Linked DNA regions of Homo sapiens: region 2 is linked to region 1. A link is an interaction called in ENCODE POLR2A ChIA-PET data of the cell type or tissue named here. Cell type or tissue: K562. All regions are shown on one strand. Links, peaks and the distances in the headings refer to the core of each region. The heading gives the core; the rest is flanking DNA.

Region 1 (8,069 bases), core at 830-4,829:
GGGTGGATCACTTGAGCCCAGGAGTTCAAGATCAGCCTGGGCAACACAGTGAGACTTTGTCTCTACTAAAAATAAAAACAGGCCTAGCACGGTGACTCACACCTATAATCCCAGCATTTTGGGAGGCCGAGGCGGGTGGATCACTTGAGGTCAGGAGTTCGAGACCAGTCTGGTCAACATGGCGAAACCCCGTCTCTACTAAAAATACAAAAATTAGCTGGGCGTGGTGGCACGCGCCAGTAAGTCCCAGCTACTCGAGAGGCTGAGGCAGGAGAATTGCTTGAACTCCAACCTGGGTGACAGAGTGAGACTCCGTCTCAAAAAATTAAATTAAATTTAAAAATAAAAAATTATACAGATGCCGTGTGGCCAGAAAAAAAAAATAAGCAAACAAGTAGCCGCATGTGGTGGTGTGTGTCTGTAGTCCCAGCTACTCGAGAGGCCGAGGCAGAAGGATCTGTTGAGCCCAGGAGTTCCAGGTTGCAGTGAGCTATGATCGCACCACTGCACTCTAAACTGAGTGACAGAGTGAGACCCTGTCTCAGAAAAAAGAAATGAAACAGATCTACATGTATCATCACGCATAGACCTCAATACATGATATTAATTTTAAGAACCAAGTGGCAGGATAATGTAAGGTCCATGAGAATAGAAACTTTATTTTGTGTATTGCTGTGTCGTCAAAATTAGAACAATGCCTAGCACAGAGTAAAGAAAGATGAATGATATGCTCATTGTGATGCCATTTACGTAAACACACATATTCTTATGCAAATAATACCACATGTTTTTGAAGGTAGTAAATATATCTAAAAGTATTCCCATAGGCCTAGGAAGATACAGGGATATATAATAAACACATAATAGAGGATACTTTTTTTTTTTGAGACAAAATCTCACTCTGTTGCCCAGGCTGGAGTGCAATGGCATGATCTGCCTCCTGGGTTCAAGCGATTCTCCTGCCTCAGCCTCCTGAGTAGCTGGGATTACAGGCGTGTGCCACTGCACCTGGCTAATTTTTTGTATTTTTAGTAGAGATTGGGTTTCACCATGTTGGCCAAGCTGGTCTTGAACTCCTGACCTCAGGTAAGCCGCCTGCCTCGGCCTCCCAAAGTGAGCAACCGGGTCCGGCCAGAGGATGCTTTTCAAAAGGGGGCTGGAGGTACAAAATTGGGAGTGGACAAAAGAAACCTTAATATATCTGTAATGCTCTGATTTTATTTTAAGAACCACTACTGGGCCAAGTGTGGTGACTTATGCCTGTTATCCCTGTACTTTGGGAGGCAAAGGTGGGGAGATCACTTGAGCTCAGGAGTTCGAGACCAGCCTGGGCAATATGGCAAAACCCCATCTCTACAAAAAATACAAAAATTAGCTGGACTTGGGCTTGCACCTGTAGTCCCAGCTACTCGGGAGGCTGAGGTGGGAGGATAGCTTGAGCCCGGGAGGCAGAGGTTGCAGTGAGCCACCAAGGTTGTTCCACTGCACTCCAGCCTGGGTGACAAAGCAAGACCCTGTCACAAAAAAAAAAAGAAGAAAAGAAAAAAAGAACCACTACTGTGTAATTAAAAATGAATAAACTATAAGCTGGGCACAGTGATACATACCAGTAGTCCCAGCTACTCAGGAGACTGAGGTGAGAGGATTACTTGAGCCCAGGAGTTCAAGGATGTAGTACACTATAATCATGCCTGTGAATAGCCACTATACTCCAGCCTGGGCAACATAGTGAGACTACATCTCTATAAAAACATTTAAAATTTAGCTGGCTATGGTGGTGTGCACCTATAATCCCAGCTACTCAGGAGGCTAAGATGGGAGGATCCCTTGACCCCAGGAGTTCCAGGCTGCAGTGAGCTATGATTGAGCCACTGTACTCCAGCCTAGGCAATAGAGTGAGACCTTGTCTTTAAAAAAGTAATAATAATAATAATAATAATAAACTCTTAGAAGAAAACATATGGGAAAATCTTCATGACCTTAGATTTGGCAATAATATATTGAATATGACATCAAAAGCACAGGCAACACGGTGAAAAGAGTTCTGGAGATGTGTTGCGGGAAGTCAGGGACCCCAAACGGAGGGACCGGCTGGAGCCGTGGCAGAGGAACATAAATTGTGAAGATTTAATTTTTTTTTTTTTTTGAGACGGAATCTCGCTCTGTTGCCCAGGCTGGAGTGCAGTGGCACAATCTCAGCTCACCGCAAGCTCTGCCTCCTGGGTTCACACCATTCTCCTTCCTCAGCCTCCCGAGTAGCTAGGATTACAGGCGCCCGCCACCACGCCCAGCTAATTTTTTGTATTTTTAGTAGAGATGGGATTTCACCGTGTTAGACAGGATAGTCTCGATCTCCTGACCTCATGATCCGCCCGTCTTGGCCTCCCAAAGTGCTGGGATTACTGGCGTGAGCCACCGCACCCTGCTAGGGAGATTTTCTACATCCTGGTGACTGGCATCCAAATCTGTTTTTCCTGTCCTGGTTCCTAGCATCGAATCTCAATTGCCTACTTGACTTTTCCACCTGTTATGTCCCACATAAAGTTAAAACCCAGAACATTCACAACCAAATTTATGATCTTCCCCTCAAAATCTGTATATTTAACACATTATTTGTCTCTCTTAGTGACATTACTATCCACTCTCCCTCAAGCTATAAGCCTCCTAGACCACCACCACAAAGCCCCTCTCCCCACAGATTCAATGGGTCATGGAGTCTTACTGACTTCGAAACTGACTTCAGGGCCAGGCGCAGTGTCTCACACCTGCAATCCCGGCACTTTGGGAGGCTGGGTGGATCACTTGAGGCCAGGGGTTCGTGACCAGCCTGGCCAACATGGAGAAATGTTGTCTCTACTAAAAATACGAAAACTAGCCAGGCGCGGTGGCAGGCACCTGTAATCCCAACTACTCGGGAGGCTGAGGCAAGAGAATCACTTGAACCCAGGAGGTGGAGGTTGCAATGAGCTGAGATCGCGCCACTGCACTCCAGCCTGGGTGACAGAGCTAGACCCTGTCTAAAAAAAAGAACCCAAAAACCACACAAAAAGAAACCACACTGAATCAATGAAAAAAATAAATTATTCCATAATGATATTCAAAAAAGTAAAAACTCATTTGTGCCCATTCAAAGTAGATGTTTAAACAAGCTCTTACCTTAAAAATCAGTAAGGCAGGAGGATTACTTATGGCCAGGAGTTCCAGACCAGCCTGGGCAACATTGTGAGACCCCCATCTCTACAAAAAATGAATAATAAAACTAGCCAGGCTTGGTAGTATGTGCCTATAGTCCTAGCTACTTTGGAGGCTCAGGCAGGAGGATTGCTTGAGCCATGGAGTTTAAGGCTGCAATGAGCTATGATCTTACTATTGCACTCTAGCCTGGGTGACAGACGGAGATCTTGTATCAAAAAAAAAAAAAGGGCCAGGCACAGTGGTTCATGCCTATAATCTTAGCACTTTGGGAGGCTGGGTGGATCAGCTGAGGTCAGGAGTTCGAGACCAGCCTGGCCCACATGGCTCTACTAAAAATACATAAATTAGCCGGGCTTGGTGGTGCACATCTGTAATCCCAGCTACTTGGAAGGCTGAGGCAGGAGAATCGCTTGAACTCAGGAGGCGGAGGTTGCAGTGAGCTGAGATCATGCCACAGCACTCTAGCCTGGACAACAGAGCAAGACTGCATCCAAACACACACACACACACACACACACACACACACACACACACAAAGATACTTTCTGATCATAAGAGAGGAAACTTATTTACATAATGGAAGGTTTAAACTACCATTACCCTAATCCGGTGGTCAATTTAGCTTCACTTGGCGAATTAATCAGATATGATGTTATTATGTTCTTCAGATGCTACACAACATGAATCATGCAACATCTCCAAAGACGTATTCTAGCCAAAATATTTGACTTAAATACACCAAGTGTTTAGATATAACTTCCAGTTAAAGGAAACACAGCCAATAGAGATACAAGCTAAAAACCACAAGGAAAAAAGCAACCAATGCTTCTCAAACTACAGCACTTACACTATGATTTATTACAGCCAAAGGATACAAAGCAAAATCAGCACCTGGGATGAAGTCCAAAGGAAACTGGGCACAAGTTTCAAGAGTACCTTCCCAGTGGAGTCACTTAATTCCTCCAGCATCTAATTGTGACAACATTTGTGAAGTGGTATCTACCAGGGAAACTTGCCTGAGCCTAGGAATCCAGGGTTTTATCAGGGGTCAGTTACACAGGCTGCCTAGCTTACCACTCTGCCTAGTGCAAACCAAAGTTTCACACTCCCAGAAGGAAAGTAGATGTTCAGCATAAACTATATTGTTTGCACAAACAGTTTAGACTCAGTGAGCCACTTTTTTTCTTTTCTTTTTTTTTTTTTTTTTTTTGAGACAGAGTTTCGCTCTTGTTGCCCAAGTTAGAGTGCAATCTCAGCTCACTGCAACCTCCACCTCCCCGGTTCAAGCGATTCTCCTGCCTCAGCCTCCCAAGTAGCTGGGATTACAGGCGTGCAACACCATGCCCGGCTGATTTTTTGTATTTTTAGTAGAGACAGGGTTTCACTATGTTGGCCTGGCTGGTCTCGAACTCCTGATCTCAGGCAATCCACCTACCTCGGCCTCCCAAAGTGCTAGGATTATAGGCATGAGCCACTGTGCCCAGCTGCAGTGAGCCACTTTTATATGGAATTTGGAAACACTTCTGAAATCCAAGTTCCCAGATGCCAGCCAAAAGCCAAACTTGAGAGCAGACCTTTCAAAGGTCTACTATAGCCTCAAACCTACTATGTTAATTCTTTTCTGCACAATATGTAATGCTGTGGTTGAAACTTGGGGTGGAAGTTGAATGAGTTTGTCAAATGGACAACAGGAGATGGTAGAAGGACATTAAAGGTAATATTGGAAGGCTGAGGCAGGAGAATCGCTTGAACCTGGGAGGGCAGAGGTTGCAGTGAGGTGAAATCACAGTACTTCACTCCAGCCTGGGTGAAAGAGCGTTAACTCCATCTCAATAAATAAATAAATAAATAAAGGCAATGGGAATAGAATGAATAAAGGCAAAGGGGTGTGAAAGGATTCCCCAGTTGGAGAACCTACCACAGTGCTAAAGTTCATCCAGCAGGGCTTGGTACTTGAGAGAGTATTGGAAGTGGGTGGAAAAGGAAGTAGAATATACTGGGTCTCTTATACCACGTGACATTTTAACTTTATCCGGTAAGCAACAAGAAGCCATTGAAGTACTGCAGGTAAGAAAGGAGTATAGACCAGGCACGGTGGCTCATGCCTGTAATCCCAGCACTTTGGGAGGCCAAGGAGAACAGATCACCTGAGGTCAGGAGTTTGAGACCGGCCTGACAAACATGGTGAAACCTCATCTCTACTAAAAATACATCAGTATGTTAAATTATCAGAAAAATATAGCTTTTGGAATAAACTACATAGCTACCATTTACTATGTGCCAAGCAATGTGCTAAGTAGTTTACGGAGATTATATTAGTTAATCTTCACAACAACCATTTGAGGTGGGTATCATCTCCTCATTTTACAGATGGAGAAGCAGCCTCACAAATGTTAAGGAATTTACCTAAGATCACATAACTCATGCATGCAGAATGGAGCAATACATGTCAAGCTAAGTACCACACAGCGTTAACTGCTCAATTCTCAGAGATTTGTGGTTAATCCCCAGCCTGCTTGCCTCAGACATTGTCAGGGTTCAAGATATGACGGCTATCTGTTGCAGCTGGACTCTCTTCCTGATATGGCTCTGGACATACATCCCTCCAGCTCCAAGGGTGGCCCAGCGGGGCATGTAGAGTGGCTGGAATTCCCAAACTGTCACTGCAGTGATGAGGAGGAGCAACCTTATCTGTTTACTCTAACATGCTATACAGATATGCTCATTTTCTATGTGGACTATAATGGAGAAAAGGCTGGAAAGCATTACTTGACTCTAACCCAAAATCCTCTGTAAATCCCAGTCTGTGATCAACAGACTCCCCTCTGCCCTCAATCTGTCCTTAGAAAGTCTCTAAATTAAAACCTGGCATCCCCTGAAGACACTGCTTCCCTGCGTCCCTAAAGATACCATAAAATTAGGCCAGGCATGGTGGCTCACACTTGTAATCCCAGCACTTTGGGAGGCTGAGACAGGCAGATCACTTGAGGTCAAGAGTTCGAGACCAGTTTGGCCAACATGGTGAAACCCTGTCTCTACCTAAAATTAAAAAATTAGCCAGACGTGGTGGCGCACATCTGTAATCCCAGCTACTCAGGCAGCTGAGACAGAATCACTTGAACCCGGGAGGCTGAGGGTGCAGTGAGCCGAGACCACGCTACCACATTCCAGTCTGGGCAACAGAAGAAGACTCCATCTCAAAAAAGAAAAAAAGAGGCAGGACGCGGTGGCTCATGCCCATAATCCCACCACTTTGGGAGGCCAAGGTGGGGGGATCACCTGAGGACAGGAGTTTAAGACCAGCCTGACCAACATGGTGAAACCCCGTCTCTACTAAAAATACAAAATTAGCCAGGCATGGTGGCTGGTGCCTGTAATCCCAGCTACTCAGGAGGTTGAGGCAGGAGAATCGCTTGAACCTGGGAGGCAGAGGTTGCAGTGAGCCGAGATCATGTAATTGCCCTCCAACCTGGATGACAGAGCAAGACTCCATCTCAAAAACAAAACAAAACCAAACAAACAAAATACTATAAAATTATCCAGGCTGGGCACGGTGGCTCATGCCTGTAATTCCAGAACTTTGGGAGGCCGAGGCGGGCGGATCACGAGGTCAAAAGATCGAGACCATCCTGGCCAACATGGTGAAACGCCCCTCTACTAAAAATACAAAAAAATTAGCTGGGTGTGGTGGCACGCACCTCTAGTCCCAGCTACTCAGAAGGCTGAGGCAGGAGAATCGCTTGAACCTGGGAGGCAGAGGTTGCAGTCAGCCGAGGTTGCAGTGAGCCGAGATCTTACCACTGCACTCATGCCACTGCACTCCAGCCTGGCAACAGAGTGAGACTCCGTCTCAAAAAAGAAAATTATCCAGTAGGCCGGGCGCGGCGGCTCATGCCTGTAATCCCAGAACTTTGGGAGGCCGAGGCAGGTGAATCACCTGAGGTCAGGAGTTCAAGACCACCCTGGCCAACATGGTAAAACCCCGTCTCTACTAAAATTACAAAAAATAGCCAGGCATGGTGGCGGGTGCCTCTAGTCCCAGCTACTCAGGAGGCTGAGGCAGGAGAATCACTTGAACCCAGGAGGCAGAGGTTGCAGTGAGCTGAGATTGCGCCATTGCACTCCAGCCTGGGTGACAAGTGTGAACCTCTGTCAAAATAATGAAATGAAATATGAAATGAAATGAAAAATGAAATGAAATAAAGAAGCCTGAGAAGTGGACTAGGATTGCAGCAAAGATGTGCCCCTGGGCCCCTGCTGGGCTTGGTAGTTCCACAGTTCTCCTCAAGAGCACCCCTTCTGTTCTGGACCAATCTCAGATTCTGATTCAAACAACACTTCTTTACATCCTGTTAGTAAAAGCTAATCTGTGGCCACCTCTAATAGTTTGAGATGTGTTCTTAGAGATGAGAAATAAAAAGACTATTAGGAGGTAACTCAGATACCATTCTGATCCCCACATGGTAGATTCATTGTCCCACCCCATCCACACTAGCCCACTAGCCTTGGCTGTCATCTCCCTCTTTTTTATTTTTTTGAGATGGAGTCTTGCTCTTCTTGCCCAGGCTGGAGTACAGTGGCGCAATCTCGGTTCACTGCAACCTCCGTCTCCTGGGTTCAAGCAATTCTCCTGCCTCTGCCTCCTGAGTAGCTGGGATTACAGGCTTCTGCCACCATGCCTAGCTAATTTTTGTATTTTTTAGTAGAGACGAGGTTTCACCATTTGAACTCCTGTCCGCAGGTGATCCGCCCACTTGGCCTCCCAAAGTGCTATGATTACAGGCCTGAGCCACCACGCTGGCCCTTTTTTTTTTTTTTTTGAGACAGGGTCTTGCTGTGTCACCCAGGTGGTAGTGCAGTGGTACAACAGCTCA
Region 2 (4,000 bases), core at 1-4,000, 570 kb before region 1:
CCTGTAATCCCAGCTACTTGGGAGGCTGAGGCAGGAGAATCTCTTGAACTCAGGAGGCAGATTTCAGTGAGCTGAGATCATGCCACTGCACTCTAGCCTGGGTGACAGAATGAGTGAGACTCCATTCAAAAAAAAAAAATTCCTTATTTTCTCTGTGGTTGGGTCACTAATTTGATATTTAATATCGTAGAGAATATAGCCTGACTGAAAGCTCACATGCTTATACTTTACTGGGGAGAGTGATTTCAGGGAATCAGGCCTGAGGGAACAGGAAAGTGAGGCAAGGAAAACGAGAGGGCTAATTCGAGGGGCTGCCTACTGCTTGGTGCTAAGTGTGTTGGTCAATCCCATGGTCTATTCCCAGAGAGCCAACATGAACGACTGCAACACGAGACAGCTCACCACACAGCAGGAGATGACAAGATGTTATCCGGTGGCTCCTGTCAACAAATCAACTCAAATAAATGAGTCAGGCATGGTGGTATTTGCCTGTGGTCTCAGCTACTTGTGAAGCTGAGGTCGGAGGATTACTTGAGCCCACGAGTTTAAGACCAACACCGGCAACTTAGGGAGACCCTGCCTGTATACAAAATACAAATAAAAAAAATTAAGAGGGCATGGTGGCACACACCTGTGGTCCCAACTATTTGGGAGGCTGAAGTGGGAGGACTGCTTGAGTCCCTGAGGTCAGGACTACAGTAAGCCGTGATCACACCATGCACTCCAGCCTAAGAGACAGAATGAGACCCTCTCTCTCTCTCTTTTTTTTTTTTTTTCTGTGAGACAGAGTTTTATTCCTGTCACCCAGGCTGGAGTGCAGTGGCGCAATCACGGCTCACTGCAGCCTTGACCTCTGGGGCTCAAGCGAATCCTCCTGCCTTGGCCTCCTGAGTAGCTGAGACTGTTAATGGTGGAGGAGTTCCAGGTTTTTGGCATCTTGAACAAAGAATTGGACAAAATACACAAAGAAACAAGGAAAGAATGAAGGGATTTACTGAAAATGAAAGTACACTCCACAGTGTGGGAGCAGGCCCAAGTACAGAGGCTCAAGGACCCCATTACAGAATTTTTGGGAGTTTAACTATCCCCTAGAGGATTCCATTGGTTACTTCGGGTACACCCTATGAAAATGGAGAGAATGAAGTAAAGTTACAAAGTTATTTACAACATATGCCCTATGGAGAGGATATTTCCTGTTATAGCTGAAGTGTAAATCGGCCTTATGTTCCCTGCCTCCAGACCCTATTTTCCTGCCCCAGGACTATCAGCATGTGCCACTGTGCCCAGCTAATGTTTGTATTTTTTGTAGAGAGGAGGTTTCACCATGTTGCCCAGGCTGGTCTTGAACTCCCAGCCTCAAGGAATCCACCCTCCTCAGCCTCCCAAAGTGTTGGGATTATAGGCATGAGCCACTGTGCCCAGCTGAGATACTATCTAAAATAAATAAATAAATATATAAATTCCACTGACAAAGATTGTCTTTTTTTTTTTGAAACGGAATCTCTCTCTGTTGCCCAGGCTGGAGTGCAGTGGCGTGATCTTGGCTCACTGCAACCTCCACCTCCTGCGTTCAAGCGATTCTCCTGCCTCAGCCTCCCGAGTATTTGGGACTACAGGCACCCACCACCACATCCGGCTGATTTTTGTGTTTTTATTAGAGATGGAGTTTCATCATGTTGGCCAGACTGGTCTCAAACTCCTGACCTCGGGTGATCTGCCCGCCTCGGCCTGCCAAAGTGCTGGGATTACAGGCGTGAGCCACCACGCCCGGCCAAGGATTGTCTTTTTTAAAAAAGAGAGACTTCATTCCAGTGAACAGTTTGCAAACCAGAGAGATGCATCCTTCAGTGAAAACAAAGGTGCCTTCTGAGAGAACAAAGAGAGGGGTTGTCTTTTACAAAGAAAGCTCTGCCCATGTTCTCACTATGGTCCACTTATGCAAACGAGGGATGCAATCTTTGACTGATGCTTGTTGTATTCTGATTTGTCGATACAGGTCATAGTCTACTGATTAGGTCTGTGTCTTGGTCTGTTTGTGTTGCTCTAAAGGAATGCCCAAGACTGCATAATTTATAAAGAACAGAGGGTTATTAGGCTCACGGTTCTGCAGGCTGTACAAGAAGCATGGCACCAGCATCTGCCTCTGATGAGGGCCTCAGGAAGTTTCCACTTATGACAAAAGGTGAAGGGGAACAGGCTTGTGCAGATAACATGGAGAGAGAAGAGGCAAGAGAGAGGGGAGGAGGTGCCATGCTCTTTTCAACAATCAGTTATCTTGAGAGCTAAGAGTGAGACCTGCCTCCCTCCCACAAGAACAGCATCAAGTTATTAATGAGGGATCCACCCCTATCACCCAAGCACCTCCCACATGGCCCCACCTCCAACATAGGGGATCAAACTTCAACATGAGACTTGGCGGAGCCAAACAAACCATATTCAAACAATAGTAGTTCAGGAGGCGAAATGGGATTTTCCAACAGTCGTTATTTCTGGCAGGATGAACAAGAACAGACAGCTATGAAAGTCCCAACATTACATGAGCATGTGGGTTCCTGGGAATGCAGGATACGTGGGTGACCTAGAGTCAGTGAATGGCCGCTTGGCTGTATTTTGAATTCAGGCCCACTTAGCCACTCAGGATCCATCTTGAAGGACTGGCTCTTTCAGGGTTCACACTCCCATCTCTTAATGGCCAAAAATTTGCCCCACGGGCCATTACTTCCCCTGCACTTCTGGGTCACATGTGGGTAGGCGCTGCGCTGGTCCATGGTGTCTCCTGCTCCAGTAGCAATAGAAAAGCTCCAGGGCGGGAGTCAAAGCCTGTAGTGCACATGCAAGTGACATGCTGTTGCACTGGGTCTGTGCAAGCTGGTCACCACGGAGGTGGCCAGACAGAATCCATCCAAGTAGAACTGATCAGCACAGAAGTGGCTGGGGGTGCAACAAGTGACCAAGGGCCTTGGAGATAGGTAAGACTGCAAAGATCTCAGGTGAAATGTAAGAGATGTTGGATGCAGTCCCTCCCTTGCACTGCTCACTCCCTCCCGTTATATCCAGTCCTACAGTTCTCCACGACTGTAGGAACAAAATGCCCTCATTCCTTCCAAGAGGGACGGTAGGAGTCCAAACATTCATAAAAATCCCTTTTCATTTAGTAGCCAGCAACAATCTACAAAGACTTAAGGTGAGCTAGCTGGTGAAACAAACTAAGCTCTCTGCAGCTGCAACTGGTCCCAAGGCTGTAAGTGATAATCGTCATCTCCTTCCTCCATTACTCATTCGGCATTTCCCTCACCCTTGGCTAGTACTTTGGTTGGCCTGATGCTTTTCCAGCCTGGGCAATCCAGACTTTTATTTTGGAAGGGTCTCAGCCTTTAATTACCTTCCCTTGTCAGGCTGTGGTTGTGGCAATTGCTTGTTTTCCGTTATCACTGGGTGTGGAAGTGACAAAAGATGTCCCAGTAAGTCCCCTGAGCTCCAGACACACTCCTGACTCTGTGGTGTATAACAGCAACCCTGGCCCCTCATTGTAAACAGGGGGATTACCCTGCTGGTCTGACAACTCCTCCACTCGCAGGTTTACGGCATGAGGTGTCCAAAGTGTCCAGGTGGTCATCGCAGCAAGCAGTTCAATGGAAACTACACTGTCTCCTGGGAAACATGCCCTCCCAACCAGGCAGAGGCTAAGATTGTAGGGACAATTTAAATGCAAATGGGTTATTTAAACCATCTGTAAGTAGGTCTGTTGCTTTTCCTCCCTTTCCCATTCTGCCAGCTCAGGTGTTATTTAAACTTGTTCACAGTTCACAAATCACGCAATTTTTTACAAACAGATTTTTTTTTTTTTAGAGTCTCGCTCTGTTGCCCAGGCTGGAGTGCAGTGGCGCGATCTTGGCTCACTGCAAGCTCAGCCTCTGATTTACTTTGCTTATTATTTTTTATAGACACAGAGGTCTCACTGTGTTGCCAAGGCTGGTCTTCTGGGCTTAAGCAATCCTCT

What was found. ChIA-PET counts read pairs that join two places held together with the same protein. Peaks named below come from ENCODE experiments on the same cell type or tissue, not always from the same donor. Only the 100,000 strongest peaks of a DNase experiment are listed, where the experiment ranks them.
Region 2: POLR2A ChIA-PET joins it to region 1 with 7 read pairs; 2 of 35 experiments call an interaction of 5 or more read pairs at or near these places.

What each region holds. Positions count from the first base shown.
Region 1 is chr5:177,009,673-177,017,741 of GRCh38, forward strand. It overlaps a transcript of UIMC1 not described here. Among named protein-coding and RNA genes, the nearest start is that of UIMC1, 6.9 kb to the left of the region's middle. In K562, for the core only: no CTCF peak of the experiment used is centred there; no DNase peak of the experiment used is centred there.
Region 2 is chr5:176,438,726-176,442,725 of GRCh38, forward strand. No RefSeq gene overlaps it. Among named protein-coding and RNA genes, the nearest start is that of FAF2, 7.7 kb to the right of the region's middle. In K562, for the core only: no CTCF peak of the experiment used is centred there; DNase peaks (open chromatin) are centred at 411 and 2,296.